Linked DNA regions of Homo sapiens: region 2 is linked to region 1. A link is a loop called in an ENCODE intact Hi-C map of the cell type or tissue named here. Cell type or tissue: pancreas. All regions are shown on one strand. Region 1 overlaps ACBD6 (acyl-CoA binding domain containing 6). Region 2 overlaps QSOX1 (quiescin sulfhydryl oxidase 1).

Region 1 (2,500 bases):
ACCCCTCAGAAAGCAAAACTATAGATCAGGGAGGACTGCTATACATTTTTAAACCACAAACAGGGACCACTAACAAACACATACACACATATAAGAGCATACACACAAGCATTAAGAATCCTACAGTTCCTAAATATTGCATAACTCTTTATAAAGTCAGTAGGATAGACCATTAAATGTTTTTAATAACACACCATGCTTTTCTGTACTGAAAATTACCTCTATATGGAGGTTAATAAATTTGGCCCAAAATATAATCAATCTCTGTTCCTAGTAACAAAACATGTCATAATAGAGTTTATCATTAGAACGAATTTTTTTTTCAGTAGAAAAAATAATCTCCTTATAATTTAAAAAACAGATAAAATGCAGTTCTAGTTCTTAATTCCCAACTAATACACACAGGTTACTTTTTTACTAAAATAAGTCAGAAATGTTTTATTAAAATCAGGAAAGAAACTATTTCTAGATTATTTCTTTTAGCTATAGCTTTAACATCATAATTCAATTAATCTACTAAAATGTGTAACTGTTGTATCTGCAAAAAGCTTATTCTGCTCTAATGCACAAATAAGAAGTCTTAAAAAAGTCTTCTGCAAGCTGGGCAAGGCAGTGTGCACCTGTAGTCCCAGCTACTTGGAAGGATGAGGCAGGAGGATAACTTGAGCCCAGGAGTTCAGGTCTAGCCTAGGCAACATAGTGAGACTCCATCTCTTTAAAAAAAAAAAATTCTTTTGCAAAAGAAAATTTTAGTTGCACAGGATACTAATTTTCTCTAAATTTTCTAATAAATTTAGATCACCATATGATGCTTATTTTTCTTAACTTACATGGATTGAATAAGAAAACAAAGTCATTTTTAATTCTAATCTATTATCCCAAAAGTACATCATTTTGGGATGTAAAGATAATAAGATTATCTTTATTGAAATTATTATAATTTTACATTAAAATGTATTTTTATTTATTAAGTACAGCTAAAAAATAATTTCTAATCTTATAGTTTTTATTGTGTGTCTATTAGAGAAATACACAAAATAAGCATAATTGAAGTGTATTTAGTTTCACAGAAAAATCAGTAACTTTAAACTGTGAAACACTGCCCTCTATAGTCCACTGAATTAAACAACAATTCAATTTATAATACTTAGAACAATACAACCTAGACAAGGAATTTTGGACTTTCTGCCTCGTTCCTGAAGCAAAATTTTCCCGCTCTATAAATCTCTCTTTTTTTTTTTTTTTGAGACGGAGTCATGCTGTGTCGCCCAGGCTGGAGTGCAATGGCACAATCTCGGCTCACTGCAACCTCTGCCTCCCAGGTTCAAGCAATTCTCCTGCCTCAGCCTCCCAAGTAGCTGGGATTACAGTACCACCATTGCTGGCTAATTTTTGTATTTTTAGTAGAGACGGGGTTTCACCATGTTGGTCAGGCTGGTCTCAAACTCCTGACCTCAGATGATCTGCCCACCTTGGCCTCCCAAAGTGCTGGGATTACAGGCATGAGTCACCACACCCAGCCTATAAATCCCTTTTTTAAAAAGAAGTTTATACTAGAGAAATGCCTATTTCAGATATCCATTTGGCTGGGCACAGTGGTTCACACCTGTAACACCAGCACTTTGAGAGGCCAAGGCAGGAGGATCACTTGAGCCCAGGTGTTCAAGACCAGCCCAGGCAACATGCAAGACCCCATCTCTACCAAAGAAAAAGAAAAAGAAAATTCGCTGGTGTGATGGCACACACCTGTAGTCCCAGCTACTCAGGACGCCAAGGTGGGAAGATCACTTGAGCCCAGGAGTTTGAGGCTGCAATGAGCTAGGATTGCACCACTGCACTCCAGCCTGGGCAACACAGCAAGACCTTGTCTCTAAAAACAAACAAAATATTCATCAATCTCATTTAAAGCCTCTTCTCTAAAGAAATCAATACTTGCATGCTTATTGCAGCACTATTCACAATGGCAAAGATAAAAAGTCAACCTAAATGTCTATCACGGATGAATGAATAAATAAAATGTGGTATATATACACAATGAAATATTACGCAGCTATAAAAAAGAATGAAATGTTATTTGCAGCAACATGGATGGAACTTGAGGTCATTATCTTAAGTGAAATAAGCCAGACACAAAAAGACAAATATCACTTGTTCTCATTTATATATATGAGCTAAAAAATTTGATCACATGGAGGTAGAGAGTGGAAAGACACATAACAGAGACTGGGAGGGGCAAGTAGGGGGAAGAGGGGAAAATGAAGAGAAGTGGGTTAAAGGGTATAAACATACAGTAAGAAAGAAGGAATAAATTCAATGTTTGATAGCAGAGTAGAGGGACTACACTTGACAAAAATGTACAGATACCCGAAATGCCCTGATTTGATCAGTACAGCACTATATACATGTAACAAAATTTCACAGGTACCCCATATATTTGTAGGAAAATACAAGCAGTATGGCAGGTACGCCTGTAATCCCAGCACTTTGAGGCGGAGGCGGG
Region 2 (2,500 bases), 280 kb before region 1:
GAGGAGTGGGGTAACCCGAGCAGCAGCGGAGACAGAGGCTGAGCAACGCCAGGGCCGTGTGGTGAGGCCTTGTGGTGGGGAGGTGGGCACCTGTGCTGGGTGCAGAAGAACAAGCTGAGAAGGCAGAGGAGAGAGAGAGAGGCAGGTGTGGGCTGCTGCGGGTCTCACCTTGCCAGGAGTGAGGAGAGTAGGGTGCCAACGTCCTGCTGCGTGGAGGGGTAAAAGCAGGAGATTGGCTTCTAAAGGCCTGGGAGGTTTGCGGTAGGAAGGAGCGAGCTTGGAGGCAAGCACCAGCAGCCCTGGAGCCTGAGGGTGAAGGGCTTAGGAGGGGCGTGTTGGATTAGGAGTGGTGTCCTCAGCGGGGAGCCTGGTTTCAGTTAGAGCAAGAAAGTGGGGCTGGTTAACAGGTCTTTGCTGATGCCAGTCCAGAGGGTCCAGTGGGTGGGAGGGGGTGGGGGGAATGGAAGGGGAGAGCGAGGAGAGATGGAGACAGATTAGGAAGGGCATGTGCAGGCCAGGTCCAGGCCCGAGGGAGGTGACGCATGGTGGAAGCAAGTCGGACAGGCAGCATGAGTGGGCAGGGGAGGAAGGGCCAGGGGCTAGGGCGGTGGCCCTCTGGCCCCTGCTGACCTCTCTCACCATGTCACAAAGAGCCTGAGTTTCCTGCCAAGGAGTGTGGACTTTGTCCTGGGTGTGAGTGACAGGCACCCAGGTTAGTGGCAGGGAAGGGGATCCAGGTTTAGGAGTTTTGGGGGGATGGGGTCTCCTGTAAAGTGACCATGGCAGGTAGAGAAGTAGACAAGGGGACACTGGGCCTCTGCTGGCATAGGCTGGGGTGTGTGGCACCTGTGCAGGGGTGGCCACGGCAGGATGGGGGGCGGCAGGGTGGCCTGGGGAGGCAACGGCTGTGGGGCTGGCAGCCTGAAGGGCTGGTGCGTGGCATCTCCTCTGCCCTGTAGCCAAGGCCAAGGAGGTCCTCCCAGCCATCCGAGGCTACGTGCACTACTTCTTCGGCTGCCGAGACTGCGCTAGCCACTTCGAGCAGATGGCTGCTGCCTCCATGCACCGGGTGGGGAGTCCCAACGCCGCTGTCCTCTGGCTCTGGTCTAGCCACAACAGGGTCAATGCTCGCCTTGCAGGTAAGGAAGGACCATCCCCAAGGCTGGAGTCACTTGTGGGGGACGAGGGGGTGAGGATACTTGGGAGTCTTAGGCCAAAATTTGGGGAAGGGACACTCATTGTCCCCTCAGTCACAGCCCAGGCCTGTTAACCAATGCCAGTATCATCAGCCCCATTTTTGACATGAGGAAGCCAAGGCTTTGACACTGTAAGACCCTGGTCTTCCCATGCCGTTGCTCACTTTTTCCCTGCTCTAGGGCCCCTCTCTAGCCTACTGGGGTCCCTCTCCCGCCTCCCCTGCTCCGTCTTCTGGCTGTTGGCCCCTTACTCAAACTGCTAGGGCAGAGGGAGCTGGGGTTCTCTCTCCCTGGGAAGGGTCTGATGAGAGAAGGGGCTGGAGGAGACCAGGTCGTTCCTGGAAATACCAGGCACCGGCTCCCAGGAGGGAGCCTTGCCCTCTGCGTTCCCTCATTATGGTGCTTCCTTTTCCTCATCAGGAGTCTGATGGCTCTAACAGGCAAACACATTAAACTCCAGGGAGCTGGGTCGGGAGGGAGCCATCTGTGGACAGGAGGCGGTTTGTGTGTCGGGAGGGAGCGGTGCACGTGGCTGTGACAGCCTCCCGGGGGGGGGAGACCAGGGCGGAGCCGAGGTTAAAGGAGCTGAATGGAGCAGGTGGTGGTGCAGGCGCCTGCACTTGGTCGTGGTCTCCTGGGGCCTCCTATCGAACTTTGAAAGGAAGACATGTGCCTGTCTTCTCCTTCCCCCACCCCGCCCCTGCCACCAAATGCTCCATTTGACCCTTCAGCCCCTTGACCTCGGCAGGCTCCCAGCTGCTGCTGGAGGGCCAGGAGCCTGGGCCTGTCCCTGAGAGGCCAGAAGCAGGGTGGTTCCCTCCCCTCTCTGGTGGGGTCCTTTCAGAAGAAACTCAAAATTACCAGGCACAAGCTGAGAGCCCCCTCCACAAGGCCTGATCACTATGACTCATGACTGGACCCTTGACTCTGCTTGTTGTCCCCTCCCCAAAGTAACCATTCTGACTTGCATGCCACTTGCTGTTGCTGCTCCTGCTTCCTTGTAGTCAACAACTTGTCCCCCTATTAAAACCTTTAGGAGAAGTGCTTCTACAGAAGGGATGGGCTGATGCATTCCCTGGGCAACACTGCGTGAGGGGCTGGTGGCCGTGGCTCACCCTCTGGGACTCATCCAGAGGCTGCCTAGAGGGCTGGGCCCACCTGGGGTACCAACAGCCTGCAGCCCCAGCAGCATCCTGACTCTTCCAAGTACCCCTCAGGTCTCCCCCCAACTATCCCTTGGAGCCCACCCCTACCCCAGAGGGCTGCTGCTGGGTAAAAGCAAGGATTGCCATGAGCAGCTGCCT

The links. Peaks named below come from ENCODE experiments on the same cell type or tissue, not always from the same donor. Only the 100,000 strongest peaks of a DNase experiment are listed, where the experiment ranks them.
Region 2: it touches region 1 in a loop (2.9-fold over the local background); 62 of 110 quality-filtered maps call a loop at or near these places.

Annotation. Positions count from the first base shown.
Region 1 is chr1:180,477,262-180,479,761 of GRCh38, forward strand. The region is part of intron 3 of ACBD6 (acyl-CoA binding domain containing 6); the gene reads right to left. Among named protein-coding and RNA genes, the nearest start is that of ACBD6, 24 kb to the right of the region's middle. In pancreas, a CTCF peak has its summit at 1,111 (motif pointing left); no DNase peak of the experiment used is centred here.
Region 2 is chr1:180,193,254-180,195,753 of GRCh38, forward strand. QSOX1 (quiescin sulfhydryl oxidase 1) reads left to right here. Exons shown (of 12, transcript NM_002826.5): 11 at 960-1,139. Among named protein-coding and RNA genes, the nearest start is that of LHX4, 36 kb to the right of the region's middle. RefSeq lists enhancers at 1-317, 619-788. In pancreas, no CTCF peak of the experiment used is centred here; a DNase peak (open chromatin) is centred at 1,034.